2 separate regions of the Homo sapiens genome follow, and region 1 is linked to region 2. Evidence: chromatin loops called from intact Hi-C (ENCODE). Cell type or tissue: mucosa of descending colon. All regions are shown on one strand. Links, peaks and the distances in the headings refer to the core of each region. The heading gives the core; the rest is flanking DNA. Region 1 has its middle 400 kb from the start of ADAMTSL1. Region 2 has its middle 260 kb from the start of ADAMTSL1.

Region 1 (10,066 bases), core at 800-8,799, 130 kb before region 2:
GAAGCCATGGAATTCATTGTGGCCAAATGTAAAGAGCGGGGCTAGATAGACAGAAGAGAGGAGGATGGGATGGTGTGGAGATGATGCAGGATGGGCTGCTGAACAGCATAGAAGGACTGCACACTCATCCCCACCCCGATGATCTGATACTCTGCACAGCTAGTGGCATCAAATATGTGAATGTTGTCCAGCAGCACTTGGCAGCCCAGGTCTAGGGGCAGAGAAGAAACATTGGGTGTTGGTTTAGGATCAGGTTCATGCTTGAACTGTAGACTCAGGGCTAGACAGGACTAGAAGGAAAGCAAAGCAAGAAAAAACAGGGAGGGGTCAGGGGACTAAGGATCTGGATGAGGTCAAAGATCAAGAATATATGGAGAAAGAAACAGAAGAGAGAGGAGATTGCTGTCGGGGTTTAAGTTTTGAGATGAGCATTCTGTGACAGAGCCACTGTGGGGGACGGCATGTCCCCAAGTTGACAATAGTCCCATGAAAACTGGTGAGCAGGCTCTAGAACTATAACTTTTTTGTTTGTTGTCAGATGTTTTTGGTTCAAAAAAATTAAAGGTTTGGTCACTTCAGAGCATATCTATGGGAGTGCTTTAGAATTTGTCCAGAACACCAAAAATAAGTGTGTGTGTCTGTCTGTTCCTTATTCTATCAAGATACTTGGAACAACAGGGGTTCCTGCCTTGTATAAAAGGATCTCCATGGTGAAGAAATAGTTAAAGGAACCGGAGTTCAGAATTCAGTTAAAAGATTAGTAAGTGGTTATGTTATTGTTCCAAATTCTCAAATGTGAAAAATACTTTGTAAATTACTAGACTATAACAATGCTAGGAATGCTAATATACTCAGAGGGTAGGAATGATAAATCTAGTGTCAGGTACAAGTGAAGTGACATTTTCAAATGGCCCTCTGCTTTTATCCATGTACCTAGCAGAGCCCAAGTGAAGCCCAGGAAGGGAGTGTGTCCTCTATAGAGATTTCTCTGTATCAGGACGTTTCCTCGAAAGTAGGAGATAAGTGCTGAAGCACGTGCCCATACCTCAGAGTACAGCCGGTGAATTATTTGATGCGTTGTGTGTTCCAGGATGACTCAATCTGGGGAGCTTGGAAGTCACTGCTGGAGAGATATTGTGAAGGGTGCTGAATGATGATATTCATCAGCCGCACTTCCTGTGTGTCCCTTGCTAGAACATGATCCTCAGTTTCATCTCCATTAGAGAGAAAATACTCTGAGTTCTGTTTTAATATAGAACAAGCTTAATGGTTCCAAGCTCTTGACAGTGCCAGAACCTTTCTAAGGCTCTTAGCTGTCCCTGGCAACTGTTAGAACAAGAACATTGCCATTCGTATGTCCAAGCTTGCATTTTCCGGGTGGTCCAAAAGCCATGTGCCGTGGGGATCTTATTTTTGGATTGTATTTGTCGTTTTTCTTGTTTTTCAGGAAATGATAGTTGCAAAAGCAAAAATGGGCTGATTGAAGGCCTCTGTGAATATTTTTCATTACTTTCGATGGCAGCTGATGATTTTTAGGCTTCTTACCACTGTTATGCGAAACATGATTTTATGTGATGGCCTCATTGCTGAGGGTGCAGCAACAGGAATAAAACAAAGATGGCTGTCCAATGTGAGTCTTGGAAGAGCTATCCATGCCTGGAGAGTGCTACTCACCCTGCAGTATTGGATCATTTGCCTGCATCTTGTAGAGGCTTCTGAACTTATATTTGAGAAGCTGAGACCTGCAAATATTGACCTAGTCTTCAAACCAACACAGCTTGCTAGTATACTATGTGAACTGTGTGTACACATACACACACTCATGTGTTTTGTATTTTTGTTTTTGTTTTTAAAGTAGAGAATGTTATTTTCTATCTCACAAATAATGTTCCTTAAACACAGTTATCACCACAGGTTGATTATCTGCATATCTCTCAGAGACAACATTGTTCAGACAGAAAAAAGAAAATCTTGGACCACTTGTATGTTTTTATCCAGGCATTTTTGTAGGGCCCACTTCGTTTTGAAGGGTTGGTACTATTAGGCTGACAATTTTCATTGCCCACGGAGGGCGATGAAGAATAGTGGAGTTTTCCAGTTCATGCTATCAGGAACTGATGTGTAGAATTAGGCTTAGATAATATCCTTTGTCTTTTCCAAAGATGAGACGATATTTTTCCTTTCTAGTAAAGATTGTATTTGTTGTCCATTTGCAGCTTAGGGGAAGGATTAAGAATTTTTATGTACCGTCCAGTTTGATGTTTGTTGCCTATTTAGGAAGCGAGACAACGAAGCTGATATTTAGTTAGTTTCTCTTAGGGTAGATTAATAGTGTTGTCCTCACAGCGTTATCTTCATTAATGAAGAGCACTGAAGTTCATGACATTCTGAGAGGCCAGAACAGGCTCACCAGGCCTGCCACGTGTTTTCTCTTCATGCTAATTCCAGGATTACTTGTAATTCCTGGATTAAATATATTGTTTGTCAGCTCTTCAGAGTAACCCCCAAAGTGCATGACATACTGCAATTCATCACTTGAATTGTGGGCCCTGTGAGGAGAAGGCTGTGTGGAGCTGAGTGATTCAGCCTGTGTGAATGCCTAATGAAGATCCACATCTCAACTAGTTTTGTGCTTTCTACTTGATCGCATGGACTCCTGCAAAGAGCTGCTTTATAAATCCATCTAGGTGATATTTACAGAATTGTTAAGAAGATATCTAAAGGGGGCACAAGTATTTTTCATGTGTACTTTACACATTTACAGAGGAAATTACATGCCACAGTGGTGTTTGCACTTGGGGGATTGGTGAAGGCCTTTGGGTGGGGTCCATTGTGTATGTGCAGAAGCAACACAGCTCTGGAGAATCAGGACACAGTGTTTCTTAGTCTTTCTTGGGTGAAAATATGAACACTTTCACGTATAACTATATCATGTTATTGACATTTAAAAGATATGCATGCATTTTTTATAACCTTGGAACTGTTTTAAGATAGAAGACAACATGGTGTATTTAAGTGAGCTCTGGCAAGGGATTAAAAATAACAGATTCCAACTTCTAAATGACTGACCTTGAGGGTGTCACCCAACTTCAGCGGCCTTGGCAATGTCATGTGCTAAATGAGGTAGTCTTAGTTATAACTTCAGGATCTACTTGGGGAGTGGGACTTCTAAGTTAGAATTCTCAAGCCCTATTTTAGGCTAATTTGCTAAAGGTTGCTTCACACGGGAGGTTATCAGCCTGTTTCATGCCTTGTTGTAAAACTGATTTTTTTTTTTCGCATTGAAAAGGGAGGCAGTGCAGGAGGAAGTAGGCTTGTTTATTCAGTGAACGGTCTAATTTTGGGTTCATTTCTCATTTTTTGGAGCATCTAAGAACTCCTTACGCTTTGAGCATTGGGGACATGAGATTTAAAATCATGCCCCTGTGTTCTGGTGCAGGTCTGAGATGCCCACCAGCTGGCCCAGGCTGCATCTGCTTTAATGACAGGCAAGCCAGGCTTCCCTTTGGCTTGTAAACTACTTGCTCAGCTTCTGTGGTCATTTTCTTTCAAAAAACTATGAATGCAATGCAGGAAGCACCATCCAGATGTCTGTATGCTGCCAAAAGATGGAGTGCATAGAATGGAGATTCCTGCAAATAGGTGTGGAGCAGAGAAACGAAGAGTATGTTGTCTGTTCTCAGGTGACCCTGGAGGAAAGGACTCATTCCACTTTGGCCCTTTTTTGTTTGGCAGATTTATTCATTTCACCACACTGTGTTTTCTTTTCTTTTCTTTTCTTTTCTTTTCTTTTCTTTTCTTCTTTTCTTTTCTTTTCTTTTCTTCTCTCTTCTTTTCTCTTCTCTTTTCTTTTTTTTTTCTTCTTTCTTTTTTTGTTGTTGTTGTTATTGTTGTTGAGACGGAGTTTCACTCTCGTCACTCAGGCTGGAGTGCAATGGCATGATCTCTGCTTACTGCAATCTCTGCCTCCTGGGTTCAAGTGATTCTCCTGCCTCAGCCTCCCAAGTAGCTGGGATTACAGGCGCTTGCCACCAGGCCCAACTAATTTTTGTATTTTTAGTAGAGATGGGGTTACACCATGTTGGCCAGGCTTGTCTCAAACTCCTAACCTCAGGTGATCCACCTGCCTCAGCCTCCTGAAGTGCTGGGATTACAAGCGTGAGCCATGGTGCCCAGCCTCACCACATTGCATTTCCCCTCACTGGAAAGGGAATGCTGTCATCAGCCAGGCAGAACAAATTTATTGGAAATAAATGTACATTTCTTGTTTCTTTTATACCTATATTCCTTATTTATTTCCTTCTTTCCTGCCTTCCTGCTTCCCTCTTGCCCTCCCTCACTCTATCCTTCTCCTTTTCTCTCTCTTTCCTACACTCCTCACTTCCCTCTTTCCCTTCTTTTCATCTTTCCTTTATAAAACTTCTGTGAGGGGGAGGGAAAACCACTTTCCTTTGAGTCCTGATATGAATTTCTTTACTATAATGGTAATTGAAATTTGCATCATTTCTTACTTAGTCTAATAAGAATATTACAATAATGGTTATTAAATTTATTAAAACTTCTATAACATAAAGAAGTGTGTATGGTACACTTGTATGCATTTTTAAAAAGTGAAGTAGAAGTGAGGTCACAGTCAATGTGCAAAAGAGTTTTATCTGAGCAGAAAAAAGCCCTGGTAGTTTAACATGGGTGGGAGCCACAAGTACGTTGGGACTCACCCCACCCTATCCCACCCTTCTGAAGCTGTGTAGTTTGCGGACTATGTAATAAAATGGGGTTAATGTGTGTAGTTTGAAGTCAGTTTCAATATAAAAGTTTTATAAAAGTCAATTTCATTACTTTATAGCACACTAAAATCATTTAGTTTTGGCATATACCCTAGCTGACTGCAGTGATTTATCCAAGAAGAAAAACAGTTTCATTTCTAAAGGAAGAAAAGGCAAAGATCATAGCCAACATCGGAAAATGGATTAGGGAAAGAAAGTAACATCCTTGGCCCCAAGCCCACCCTGGGAGGGCTGTGTAACCCCAGAAGGAGGCCAAGGCTGAATTAGTGCTGACCCAGGCTTTGGGGCATTTCCAAGCTGAGTGTTGAACTAATACAGGGAAGTTCCTGCTGTGGGCAGACCTGTGCCTGTAAAAGGTGCTGAGTGAATATTTATTGATCAAGCTGTTAATTAAATACCAAGTCCCAAACCAGCATTCAATTTATTTGAATTCCAGAGGAAGTAGTGTAGTGTCAACACAAATAAACACTCACCTAAGTAATAGCATCTAAAACTGTTACACAATTTAAACATCACCTCAAGATGAATCCCTGATTCAAGAATGAGGATATTAGTTTTTCTCTTTTATTAGGTTCCTGTTTGGTTTCTCTAAACAATGTGCCAATGAATAATTGTGACTTCCTCAAATCCTTCCTAACCAAGATCTATTCCCGTGGTTTCACGTTTTATTTTGTTTCTTTTCTTTGTATGGATAGCTAAGCCCTAATAAAACTATTGCTCAACATGGGAAATATTGGAAATATTTTATGAAATTTAGGTCATTACCATGGTGCTGTGCTACCGGATTAATACATTCTTCTGCACATCTTACTGAGTTCCTTCTGTAGTCTAGGTATTGTCCTCCTCGTGAGGTGGACACAGGTAAATACCACTGATACAGTTCTTCCATTTAAGACACTTAAAACTTGTGGAAAAAGATCAGTGAGCAAACACATGCATGATCATAAGTGGCTATAAATGCTGTGGCAGAAATGATAAGGGCACAGTGACAAAAATAGTGCCTCCATGGGATAATGAGGAAAGGGGCTTCTCTAAGGAGCTGGACATTAGGAAGCTGTCTTGAGAAAGATAAAAAACACCTGAATGTGGTTATGAGTGCTTTGAGCATGTTCCATTCAGAGCAAATAGAATATTTGGAGACCTCTTAGGGGAATGTACAAGCAGCTAATGTTGGCCAGTGTGGCAATGTCATGTGAGCAGGGAACCACTGTTAACGGCTGGGAGACAGGATTTTGTTGAGTACATCGAGGGACTTATATGTGGAGAGGGGCTGGGCTATGTACATTATTGATACATATCAATAATGACTTGTGTTTTGATAACGTGTGGAGTGTGGCTTGGCAGAAAATAGGAGGAAAAATGGTGGTATTAAGGAGGCTTTTGCATTAGTTTAGGTGAACCATACAAGGTAGTAGAGATGACAAGAAATGGACCGATTGAATGTATACTTGGAATTACACGCTGTTAGATGGCTACGGAAGATAAAGAAAAAGGAAGGATACAGAATGACTCCCAGGTTCCTGGTGTCTTTAAACGTTGGCCACATTTACTGAGATGGGAAGAGTGAAAGAGAAGCAGTCTGGGAGGAGGAGGAGGAGGGTGGAGATTTATTGGTCTATTTTGGACCAGTGGAATTTCTCATGCCTGTGAAATATCCAAATGTAGGTATAAAATTAGTGATAGCATATAAAAGTCTGAATTTCCCAGGAGAAATTTGGCCTGGAAATATAATGTGGTAGTTATCACTATACAAATGGCATTTAAAGCTACACAAAGGCATATTTAACGTTGGAGGAAAGAGAGGGCAGAGAACAAAGATGCAGAGACCCAGAGGCAAGCCCTGGACTCCTCTCCCTTATTGAGTGTTCATGGAGAAGAGGAGGAGGTTGCAAAGGAGATGGAGAACAGCTAGAAACTAAGGTGGAAAATTGGGACAGAGTAATGGCATGGAAGTCAAGAAGGGAAAGTGTTTTGAGCTTAAAGAGGGACCTGTGATATTGAGAAAATGCATATCATGATTGATAAAAGGCCCCTTGGATTTAACAAGATAAGTTATCGGTGATCTCACTGAGAAGTTTCAAAGAAAGGAGTGGTGGTCAGAGGCCACACTGGAGTAGCTGAGAAGTAAATGGGAGCTGAAGGAAGGTAAACATCAAGTAAATGCTACTTGTGTGAGAAGTTGAATTGTGAACAAAATAAGAGAAATGGAAAAAGCTGCAGACTAACGTGGGGTCCAAGGAGGACTTTAAAAAAAATGCATATTTGTATGCTGATAGAATGGGTAAAAGAGAGAAACTGTTGAGGCAGGAGAAGGGGCTAATCGGAGGAAGATGAGAGAGATGGAGAGGGGCTAGCCTTTTATGCAGGAGTTGTCTTTGGATGTAAGAGAAGAAGATGCAGCCCATTTAGGAAGTTTCATGGGTGAGAAGTCAAGGCATCCCCATCTTGGCCTTTCTGGGGTCTCAACGAAGAAAGAGATATATTTGTCACCTAACAAGGACAGGGTGGGAAGGGATGGAGGAAGGAGAGTTGAACTGAGAGAGAAGATGTAAAAGTCATATAGGAGAATAGTGAGCAAACAAGCCTGCTACACAGATAAAAGTAGTAGCATTGCTGGGCTGTGTTGAGAGCCCATTTGGGGCTTGTGAGCACGGAGTTCAAGTGAAACCAGTTTAATCAGTACTTTAACAAGCATGACTCATGAGATAGAATAAAAATAAAACAATTTTTTTCTCCCATTGTGCCTTTTATAGTCGCGCAGTGGGGAAAGTTTTCTCTCTGCCACAGATAGAAAATTCTGGGCTGTCCCTACGCCTCCTAGGAAATAGAGGTTCCTGAAGTTATAGTTAGCTGAAAAAAATCTAGACTCAGAAATACAAATGTTGAGTTTCTACATTTCATCACTATTTTTCTGCATTCAAAAATAAGCCTTTCTTCCCCTACCCCACAGCTCCTGTGTGTCTGTTCTTAGTCAGAGTTTCGCTGACTAACTTTCAGGCTCATCCAGGGTTGTGCTCAGGGAGAGAGGAGAGGAAAGAGGAACAGAAGGTTTCTGCTCAACAGATACACTTGGAAAATAGATATTTCTTTGGTCCTGGTGTATATTTAAAGCTGTATCACTTTCTCGTGAGTATTTTTGTGGTTTTTTCTAGACTTCTCTTCTAAGCCCCTCCAATCGTAACCCCTAGGATGTAGGCATATTCTGTTTCTCTGGTTACCACTCCCTTCTCAGCTCCTAGATTTCCAGAAGCCCAGTCCACCCATATTCTCTCTGCAGGGAATCCATTGCCTTCCCAGTTGGTTTGTACAACTACAAGCCCCTGGACCCTCAAAAAAAGGCAATGGAGCTGTCTTCAGTATGGCCCATCTCTGGCATCAAGAAACAATCATGATGCTGCCTTTGCTCTTAGGAATTACGGAGTAGTGGATTCCAGGCAGCGACCTCTCCTTGGCTCCCATATCAGAGTAGTTTATCAGCCTGTCTATCTCAAGGTTCCCCAGGCAGGGGTCAGAACCTGTATCTGTGGAACCTCCATCCAGAGGTGTGCTGTACTGAACGCTGAGTGGCCCCATAGATGCAGCCCTCATTAGGGTTGACTCAAGAGGGCAGGTATCCCCAGATATCCTTTCCTTTGATGGTGGGTACTAGGCTCATTGTCTAGCAGTTCTCACCCCAAAAATCCTTCTTTTCTCAAAATGTATTCTCAGTCTTTTACTCTCATCCTCGTAAAGAAGGGTTTTTAAATCTCATAAAGTAATTTACACTCTTTTTGAAGATTTATATTCTGGTTACCACTTCACATTGGGATTTCACTGCTATCGCATCTTGATACCTCAAGTCGAAAGTTTCCATTTAATATCCTTTTAACTTCTTTAATTTTTTTAAAGCAACCATTGGGCTGGGCACAGTGGCTCACACCTGTAATCCCAGCACTTTGGGAGGCCGAGGTGGGCGGATCACGAGGTCAGGAGACAGATTGAGACCATCCTGGCTAACACGGTGAAACCCCGTCTCTACTAAAACACAGAAAAATTAGCCGGGCATGGTGGTGCACGCCTGTAGTCCCAGCTACTTGGGAGGCTGAGGCAGGAGAATGGCGTTAACCCACGAGCTGGAGCTTGCAGTGAGCCGAGATCGCACCACTGCACTCCAGTCTGGGAGACAGAGCGAGACTCTGTCTCAAAATAAATAAATAAATAAATAAATAAATAAATAAATAAATAAATAAAATAAAAAATAAAAAGCAACCATTGGTACATGTCTGAAGAGTACCATGGTGGAAAGCATCCAGATTTATTTTTTTTCTGGCAAGTCTTACAGGCACATGAGGTTGGAAGTGTTCCTAAAGGGGTGATTTTGTTGAGGGACTTCAGAATCCCAGCTGGACAAAAAGAAGAACTGAAGACAGGCAACAACTGGTGGATAGTGAGGAAGTGTGTGGGATGAAGGCCACATGCTGTTGAAGAATTGTGGGAGTGCTTGACCAGGTGAGCTGAACAAAGAGGAAATGGTGGTTAGACTAGATTGTGTACTGATGATGACAAGGGTCCAAGTGTTACCATAGGAGAGCCTGGCAGAGGCAGAATGGAGGAAGAGGTAATGGGAGGTCAAGGAGTGAGAAGCCAAAGTGATGGATAGCTCATATTCTGTGCAAATGCAGATTAAGCTGGAAATAGATGAGAGGACTGAACCAGAAGGAAAAGTCCTCAGTGAACAAAGAGTAGTGATCACAAAGTTGGTAGAAACACCAAAGACATATAAGGTAGAGATATAAGGTAAGGTATTTGGATGGTGTCAGACTCAGAGGAGCGGTGGTTTTTGTAAGACTGAGGCAGAAGGATGGTACAGAAGTGGAAAGGGTGAGCTAGGAGGATACCTACAAGATGCCTCTGAGCAAAATCTTAAGATAGCATTGTGCATTAGGAGTTGTGATTCTATCTCCTTTTCTTAGAACGGATGCACAATATCAGAGAAAAAGGTACTTGTGCTAGAAAGGGTATGGACAGCAGCCAGGAAACCAGATTATTACGTATTATGTTGTCTCTACAAAAAACTGGCTCTGCGATCTGGGATAAGTCACTTAGCCCTGAATACCAAAACCCTACATTGAAAGAGTAGCTTACAAAGCACGTTTATGATCAAGTCAAGCTATTACTTTATGAGACAAACCCACTATGTGTTAGACATTATTTTCTCCATTTTACATTTAAAACACCAATTAAGGCCTAGAGGCACTAAGTGATTTGCCTAAGTAGTATTAGACTTGAATGTAGATTTT
Region 2 (10,066 bases), core at 951-8,950:
ATCTTGAATTATAATCCCCATGTGTTAAGGGAGAGACCAGGTGGAGGTAATTGGATCATGGGGGTGGTTTCCCTCATGCTGTTCTCCTGATAGTGAGTGAATTTCTCATGAAATCTGATGGTTATATAGGTGGCTCTTTCCCCTTCACTTGGCACTTCTCCTTCCTGCCACCTTGTGAAGAAGGTGCCTTACTTCCACTTTGCCTTCCACCATGATTGTAAGTTTCTTGAGGCCTCTCCAGCCATGCTGAACTGTGAGTCTATTAAAGCTCTTTCCCTTATAAATTACCCAGTCTTGGGCAGTTCTTCATAGTAGTATGAAAACATACTAATACAGTGATAGATATAGTATGCACTTGAGAAATTTGAGAAGTCCAGTGACTTTCATGCCCAGCATGTTTATTGACACAGGTTGGTAAGACCCCTAAACCACCCTGCTCACTATAATACCAAACAAAAAAGTTCCTTCAATCATCTGAAGACTGGTTGCCAGCAGCCTTATAGTGTTCAGAATGATGTGTGTGAGTTTAACCAGAAATTTACAAGGGAGGGGAATCTATTGGCTATAGTCAATTAGAGGCTATCCAAAGGCAGCAATCTGGTTGCCCTGGGCAATAACTGTAATGTAAGATTTGAGAAGGTGCATCTACTCAGACCTGTTTGTTTGTTCTAGAATAAGCTTTTGAAAACATCTTTGTTCATTTATATCCACTGTATTATGGCATTCGTAGGGAGTAATACATTTGATTGAGTTGATTTTAGAGTTGGGCATTACAACAGACAAAATGCCACCAGTGCTATCATACCAAAATAATCTTTCTCAAGGTCTCACAATCTGAGGAAGAGTGGAACCAAATCCACAGTGGTGGAGCCACCAGGATAAGTTCTGGACATGCCTTGTGTCTCCTATCAAGGCTCTCTTCCAAGCAGAAACCAAGCTCAACCTATTTTATTAATGAGATCTGACAGAATTATTGCCTAGGGTGGCACATACACATTGATTTTACTATGTTAAAACAATTAAAAAGCCATCAAAAGACTTTTAGCATGACTCATAATTATATACACTATAATGCTCTTAGAAATAGTTTACCAATTTAATTGAATTCTAAGAGAAGAGAAGATCTAAGAGAAGTGAAAATGAAAATACACAATAACATCTTAGGATATGATTTTATAATTCCCAGAATTTGCATTTCCAAGACAAACTTATCTTTTATGGTTATCATTACTTTAAAATAAATACAGTAATGGATTTATGTTCTCCCTTTGTTTTGAGTAAATCTGGGAAAAAAAAACGAAAAGTTTTAATGTTTCTTATTATCTCTACTGAGCTTAATTATATTGTTAACCTTGAGAAAACTGACACACAGAGGGTCAGGGAACATGATCAAGGTTCCACAGGCGAAAAGCAAGCTAGGTCTCTCTGGTTCCAAAAACCTATGCTCTTCCTGTACTTCATGATGTTCTCTCCTGTGAATTCATTCATATTTCCTGGAGCAAGAAGATACTAGTATTCTCTCCCAAACTCATAGTCTCATGAGATTTAGGTTAAAGAGGCTTCTTCATAAAAGCCACGTACGGCCAGGCACGGTGGCTCATGCCTGTAATCCCAAGACGTTGTGAGGCTGAGGTGAGTGGATCACCTGAGGTCAGGAGTTCGAGACCAGCCTGGGCAACATGGTGAAACCCCATCTCTACTAAAAATACAAAAATTAGCCAGGCATGATGGCATGCGCCTGTAATCCCAGCTACTTGGGAGGCTGAGGCAGGGGAATCACTTGAAACCGGGAGACAGAGTTTGCAGTGAGCTGAGATCACGTCATTGCACCTCACCCTGGGCAACAAAGTGAGACTCCATCTCAAAAAAAAAAAAAAAAAAAAAAAAAAAAAAAAGCAGCCAAGAACCTAAATTTTGACATGGAAAATTCCCATCATGAGTTTTATGTTATCTTATTTTTCAATATGGATCATCTTTTCATTGCAGAAGCCCAAAGTTGGAACTTCCAGCGAGGAAGGTGTTCCTTAGAAGCTGATGTATTTTTTTGTGTGTGTGTCCTTGTTCCTTGCCTTCTTTGATTTGAGGAATTTGCCAGGTACACTATTTGATTTATATTCTTAGAGCAGTACATGTGATTGACGTGGAGCCCAGGGAGCTGGGTGTACTAGAGCAGCATGTCTGCTGCTCCCAGGTCCTGCGTTGCCCTCTCCCTATCTCAAATTTCCTTCACTCCTTTCTCTTTAATGAAGCTATCAGCAAAAACCTTCTTTTTTGTTCTCTATTGACTTCATTGAGTTCTCATGACCCCTACTGTGTGTTACTATTATAGTTTCTAATTATTTTATGCTGTGTCCCTCTCATCTTCACACTCCTGAAACACTGAGCAGACTTCTAGCCCTACATTAACCAGATCATGTCAAAATTATGTTACCACATCATTTTAAGCTCTCTGTAAGCTGTTTTATCCTTTCTCTATCTTTTAGGACTTAAAAAAATATTTGTTGATGCTTCTTTGAGAATATGAATTCCTTATAAACAGAAGTCATAATTACTTATTTTGCGTTCCTGACTTTTTCTTAGCTAGTACTTGGCCGTGGAGTTGATCCCTAAATTATCTAGAAATCTCTTGACCCGGACAGAATTGAAATCTGTCTCCTACGTGACCAGCAAGCAAGGAAAGAAAGTGGAGTGGGCTTGGCACGGTGGCTCACATCTGCTAATCCCAGCACTTTGAGAGGCCGAGGTGGGTGAATCACCTGAGGTCAGGAGTTTGAGATCAGCCTGGCCAACATGGTGAAACCCCGTCTCTACTAAAAATACAAAAATTAGCTGGGCGTCGTGGTGCATGCCTGTAATCCCAGCTACTCAGGAGGCTCAGGTAGGAGAATCGCTGGAACCTGGGAGGCAGAGATTGCAGTGAGCTGAGATCCCACCATTGTACTCCAGCCTGGGTGATAAGAGTGAAACTCCATCTCAAAGAAAAAAAAGAAAAAAGAAAGTGGAGTAAATGGAAGGGAAAGGAAGAAGGTAGGAATGAGAGAGAGGAAAAAGGAAGAGAGGAAAGAAGAAAAGAATAAAAGATTACAAGAATATTATAATGGCAATAGCTAACAATTATTGGGCACTTGTGTGATTTGTCAGACAGTACGTCTTATAATATGGTATCTCATTTCATGCTCTCAAAAAACCCTAAGCCTTAGGTTCAGTAACTTGCCTAAAATCACCCATCCAGTTAGTGACCAAACTGGGATTATAACTCAAGTCTACTGGCTAATCAATGGTGCTTGGTCAAATAGTTAGGTACAACTCATTTTAACAATAACTAATATGTTTAAATATGCATCAGACTGAAGTCCTGCATAATTTTAACATTGCATGATTCTCCTACAATAGAAGATAAGAAGTTAAACTCTTTAATGCAGATGAAAAGGTGAATCCATGGTCCGATGCTAGTCATTTTAGGCGCCCTTGTAACATGCGGTTCATATGTTAACTTTCGACGTGGCCTCATCTCTACTTTCTATTTTCTGTTTTTCAACCTCTTGGAAAATTTTTATTTGGTTTATGTATTTGTATAAGCGGGTCTCAGGTCCTTTTGAAACAATACAGAGTGTTAAAAAAGAAAGCAAGATAGGATAAATAATTATTGCACAATTTAGTCCTAAGAGGATATAAATATAGAGTACTAAAAAAAAACAAGATAGAATAAGTAAATATTGCATGATTTGGCTCTAGAGAGAAGCACTGTCTTGTATGTCAGGAGCGTAGGTTTTGGAAGTTCACAGACAGCACCTGGGAACCAGGTGAATGTCAGTTTTACCACTTGCTGTGTGTCTTTGGATAAACTGATGAACCACTCAGAGTCTCAGGTTTTCTTGCCTATGAAATGGAGACAGTGATGTACATTTTGTTAGGGGTACAAAAATAGTTGAAAACGCTTAGTCCAGTATCTTACATCTAGTAGGTGCTCACTAAGTGGCAGCTGCTATTATTTACAATAAATAAAAATAGAAAGGAATGTAACTCCTTGAAATATAACATGTACTTATTATCCCAGGTTAGAAAGAGGCTATGAGTCCCAAGTGGCAGTTTCTCTGTGTCTTTGGATAGGAAGCTGTGAAATTGCTCAACAAAATAAACACAAGGGAACTTTCTGACCCCTGGTGGCAGGATTCCTGAGGCGAGTCTGGGCATTGATGCTGGGAAATTCTTACTGAAGTTTGTGAGTTGCACCTGCAGCCCATGGATCATCAGATACACGGCAACCAATGAGTGTCCAAGCAGTCATCTGGGTCCTCAGGGCAAATGTCTTACTTTGCTAAGCTGAGATTAGAAGAAATTGATTTTACTTGGAAGACACCAGGCACAGTTTTAAGCGCTTCATAAATATTTTAGTCCTTATGACAATGCTATCAGTTAGGGGATATTATTATCCCCAATTTGAGGATAGTGAACCAGGCATAGAGGGGATAAGTGATCTGACTGAGAGCACATAGCCAGCAAGTGTGGAGTTGGGACTGTATCCCAGGCAGTGTGGACTTTTTTATTGCAATAATGAAGAAAATATCATAATAATATTTGTTTGACTTGAATGAGTTATGTTAGAGGATAAAACAGGAAAACTGGAAAGGACAGACCTTGATTAATGTTTAACTTTACCTATGCCTCTTTCTGGTTCTGTGGCCACAAACCAGACTTCTAAACTTGATTACCTCATCTATGAAATAGACATCATTGAACCTTGATTTTCTTATCTACAAAATGGGGAAAACAATGAATGACTTCACAGGGGTTTTATGAATATGCTCAAAGATGCTTGTGGATTGTGACATGCTATATAAAGGAAAATATTATTTACCATTTGTAATTTAGGTTTACAGTATGCCAAGATATGTGTCTGTGTGTGTGTGTCTGCGTGTTGTGAATTCAAATCTGCATTGTATAAATTTGCAAGAACATTATACAAGTGTTTTTTTGTCTTTCTGAAATGTTTGTTATATGTTTTGCTTACAGTTGAAAAAAATGTTTGAGACAAAAATGCACATAAAAATTACGTCAGACTTGTTTGTGATGGCTGAAAGAACCCATTTGGGTTTATTATTATGCATTATGTCATCATTAGAACCTTCACTATTGTTCTGGTGAATATGGCACATTTATGCATTTAACTTAACTCTGGGATGTGTAGTAAAATGCCTTTTTGTTATCGAATCAGTACCTATCACCCAGAGCTATGTGAACACTCATTGGAGACCTATTATAAATATTTAGACCATGGAACCAAAACGCAAACCCTGCCTAAACTCTGTGTCTAGATTTAGTAAATGGAGCTTAATTTTATAAAGCTAAAGGGAGGTCCCGATAAACTTAATTCTTGACTCTAAGTAAACCACCTGAATTCAGTTTAATTATCATAGCTTTTCTAATTAACAGGTTGATGATCTTTAAGAAATGCAAGTTTTAGCCTTGCTGATTTACTTTTTCTGATTGAAAGATACCCTTATTCATGTAAACACACCTCCAACTAATTTTTGCTGGGTAACACTTACTTCTCTCCTGATTATTTCCTCTTTGTTCTGTTTGAGTGACATCATAGTGGATAATTCATTTTGTTAATTGGTGACTTTGGTGGGAATTGAGTAGTACCTATACCAGCTTGCCTGTAGACAGTGAAAAATCATAACTGTTCTCTGGATCTACCTGTGTCAGATTATCTAGGCTGAGGATCTCAACAATAGATGTGCCTTGCCAGTACAGAATGCATGGAATAAGCACATTATTTCCCATATGTTATATGTATGTTTATGTCTCTGTTTAAAACAAAGTCTGCTTTATAAGTGGGCTACATTGCTATCTCATGTTTACCTTATAAAATGACCTTTGTTTCTGATGCCTTCCTTTTCTTTCCTTCACCAGCCTCTTTCTCTTAACATAATCACAACCAGGTAATGTCAGTCCCCAAGAGAATGAGCACATACATAGACTTTCCAGCTAATACTCCATTTTCTTTCTTTCCTTTCTCTTTCCCTCCAAATATAAAGTATAAATATAAAATATAAAACATGTCAGAGTTTTTAATTAATACTTTAATTAAAATTTTAACTCATTCATTAAAATTTTAATTAATTCATTAATAAGAACAACTTTTAACATATTACAACTAGCTTTAAATAGAAGTCAAAGAACACACACATATACGCTAATATTATATATTATTATATATGATATATATTAATAAATATATTATGTATGATATATTAATAAATATATATTAATTATATATGATATATAAATAAATATATATTAATTATATATGATATATATTAATAAATATATATATTAATTAATATTACCAGGAATGCTAAGATGGATTTGTTAGTAGATGAAAAAAATTATTAATATTCCTATGACAATAATCATTGCATATTCACCAAGATTCACTTGCATTTCTGTGGATAAGAATCATTGGCATTACTGTCAGTTTTCTATAACTTACAGGGTGGTAAAACAGCTCAAAGGCAACGAACAGCTCTGGCAGCTTAGAAGGGTATACTAGGCAGGACACCAGTAATTTTTTTTTTTGCCTATCTTAAAGTCTTTCACAATATCTCCTGATGCTCTTTTCTTTAAATAGTAATTGAGTGCCTGGCCAGGTATTATGCAGTAATCAACCACAGAAGTAAAATTTGTCACCATAGAGTTTAAAGGCTGTCTAGAGACAGAGACATTAGAGAAACACACAAACAAATGTATAGTTACACATTGTGATAAGTTCTATTAAAAAAAAAAAGGTGACAGAGGAGAGAAGCGACAAGGTGGGTCTGAGGAAGTGATATTTAAGCCATATTTAGGATGAGCCACAGCTGGCTGGACAAAGAGAGTCCCTAGACGACCTCTCTAACCCTGGAGCACTATTTAATGGTCCCAAATTTTTAAACACTCCTAATTTATTTTCTATCTCCTTTTCCCAAAAGCAATACACAGTCGCCAGTTTTCACACTTGCCAATTCCACTTTAAGAATGGTTTTAACTTTTTAACTCCATGGCTCTTTTTGTTAACTTCTAGGTCAGTGTTCTTTCAAAAATTTTGTGATCGTGACCACCCAAACAGTAAGAAATACAATGGCCCCCCTCCATTTTTTCCCTATTCCATTTCATTCTACAGATGTGAGTCTCAAGACCCATTTAATTTCATAAACCAAATGAACAGCCACCTACAATTTGAAAACCATTGTTCTAAAACAAAAATTTTATCTGTTTATTTTTGTATCTCTGTTATAGGATTTCTTGTTTAAAAACAGCAAACAAAACAAAAAACCTCTCTAGGACTCTCTTCTGAGCTCTGTCCTCTACTTCAGGGACTGAAAATCTTCTGCTGACAGACCACATGTCCCCACTCAGCCAAATTGACATCTGTGGGGAAGTACCTAAATCAATATCCAATGTGCCTTCAGTTGCAAAAATGTGGCAATCCCTTAAAAATCCTTCTTTTATTTTAGAAGAGAATTTCACCGTCCCTTCAGCATCTGAAGCTAAAGATACCTTCCATGTAATTTTATATTTATCTGTTTCCTTTACAAAACTTTGCACTTTACAAGTATTGCTTCAAATGTTCCATTGAAAATCAGATAGTGAAACTTACACATTCCCAAAGCAAAAATGTTGGAAATGTTTTTTACATTCTTAGGCCAGCCCTCAACAACCCAGTTAAGCTACAAACTGTGGGACTTCAAGTGCCCCTGTTTTCATGACAGTGTTTCTGCAGGAAGTGCATTTTGATTTTGACTTAGTATGCCAGGAATGAAAGTCTCATTCAAGGACAGAACCTGGGACTCTCCTAGGGTTGTATGAAAAGCAGTTAAGAGAAGAAACAAGTCCACTGTGACCAGATTTAGGCACCAGAAAAAATTCTGGAACCAAATCTGGACAAGGTGTGTGTATTAACGTGTATGTATTTGAGTCTTGCGCCCATGTTTAATCTACCAGTTCCTGAAAAAAAGGAAGACTTACTCCTGGTCCCCTTGAAGAAGACTGATTGCTTTGGGTTGATTGAACAGCAAACTCAAAGTCTCTGTGGTAGGAGGAAGATTGACGTGTTTATGAACTTTATGACCATGTTTGACCTCCTGGGCCAATGTTTCTTGTGTGACATGACAAAATTCCAAGTGTGTCCATAATTTTAAACACTGAAAAGGCTTAGGATAGATTATGTTCAGCAAATGTATTTATGACTAGTTTGATTTGACCAAACATATAAATGAAACAACTTCATAGAAAAAGTAATATTTTACTTGTCACTATGTCAAACAGCCAGATCTGTAGTGCTGGTCTTGGAGAAGACTGGATTGGCCAGGCTGAAGTGTAGTTTTAAAAGTTGTTGTTGTAATCACCAGTAAAATCCTATCTTTGCAATTGCATGTGCAATTGCAAATCCATATGCAAATTGATGTTGGGCCGTTGTAAAAATGTATACATTTCAAAAGTATGAGAGGCTACTACATCATAGCTTTCCCACAATGTGTAGTTAGAGTTTGAGTTGTCTTCCATTCAAAGGGAAGACAACTTCTAGCTCTAGGGTGCCTTTTGCCTTTTTGGTGTGGACGATAACCCTTAGGTCACACTGAGACTAGGTAAGATGTGCTTCAACATTCCCCACAAATTTTTTCCCCACAATGGTCATAAGATTGTAAAGATTTGGGAGAGAACAACACCTGAAAGTCTTATTTTAATTTTACCTTTTGAATAGAATTTGCAGTTCATTGTCCTAAATGCAAATTACTAGCATTTTGAGATGTGATTTATAATGGGAACTTCTATCTTTAGCCGTTAGTGTATTGAACATCAACTCAGCCTGACTTAATGCAAGACTTGACCATTTTATTTTTTGGCAGAAATTCTCATGAACGCTCACACCAAAAATTCACTTACCACATGACTTGAAAGAAAGAAACTGTAAGCTACAAGCTCTGCTCTTCCCTCTTTCCCCTCCTTGGAATTTATTTAATATCTTTTTCACCTGATTGGATGGTACACTATTAAACTGCTAAAGCCAGTGAGATTCTTGTTCTTTCCCCTTTTGTATTCAGGGAAAACATATTTGTAGGATCACGCTCTTGATTCATTGGAACTGTGATGATAACGGACATTTTCAGGGATTGAATTGGTGTTGGTATCCTTCGGAGAACAAAACACTGTGTTCCTGGGTGAGAAGACAGTCCTAAGTTGCAAACTCCCAGCGCCCTCTAGTGTTGTTTTCCGTTAGAACTTAGTGAGAAGCTAAACTTTTGCCTTTGAGATGATGCTGAAAAGGTGATTGAGCCTGGGACTAGGTATTAGTGAGCTCACACTAAAGCATAAAGGTGTCTTTTTGTTTTCTGTTACTTCATAACTGTAACTAGAAAATGAGGACGTTCTGTGCTGCTGTTTCAGAAATCTATTTCTTTGATATATCTCTATAGGGAATTGACGGTTTTCAAGATAGCACATACGGAAACCTCAGAGATAGAGGAAGTTGTACCTGAGAGATCTGAGACAGAATCTGAGTCCAAATAATTTTTTTTTGTCCTTGAGACAGAGTCTCGCTCTGTCGCCCAGGCTGGAGTGCAGTGGTGCGATCTCGGTTCACTGCAACTTCCACTTCCCTGGTTCAAGCAATTCCCCTGCCTCAGCCTCCCGAGTAGCTGGGATTACACGCCTGGCTTGCTTGCTTATTTATTTATTTATTTTAGTAGAGATGGGGTTTCACCATGTTGGCCAGGCTGGTCTCGAACTCCTGACCTCAGGCAATCTACCCGCCTGGGCCTCCCAAAGTGCTGGGATTACAGGCATGAGCCACCGCCCCTCGCCCAAAGAAATTTAATTGTAATTTTAAAATTTTACGTATTTAGTGTATTTTTGTTGTAAGAACAAAGTCAACTCTTAGTGATCTGTAGGCTTATTTTTCATGGTCAAGTTATCACCTGTATTTTCTTCTCTTTCTAACAGCAGTATTCCTCTTTTCTCTCCATCAATAAACCCAGAATTACATTTAGAAAATATATTTTAAAAGTTTTTAAATTAGATAAGC

The links. Hi-C counts contacts between places; a loop is a spot of excess contacts. Peaks named below come from ENCODE experiments on the same cell type or tissue, not always from the same donor. Only the 100,000 strongest peaks of a DNase experiment are listed, where the experiment ranks them.
Region 1: a loop joins it to region 2, with 3 times the contacts of the local background. A loop is called at or near these places in 3 of 110 quality-filtered maps.

The regions. Positions count from the first base shown.
Region 1 is chr9:18,070,713-18,080,778 of GRCh38, forward strand. It overlaps a transcript of ADAMTSL1 not described here. Among named protein-coding and RNA genes, the nearest start is that of ADAMTSL1, 400 kb to the right of the region's middle. RefSeq lists an enhancer at 306-1,505. In mucosa of descending colon, for the core only: no CTCF peak of the experiment used is centred there; a DNase peak (open chromatin) is centred at 5,029.
Region 2 is chr9:18,204,191-18,214,256 of GRCh38, forward strand. It overlaps a transcript of ADAMTSL1 not described here. Among named protein-coding and RNA genes, the nearest start is that of ADAMTSL1, 260 kb to the right of the region's middle. In mucosa of descending colon, for the core only: a CTCF peak has its summit at 4,171 (motif pointing left); no DNase peak of the experiment used is centred there.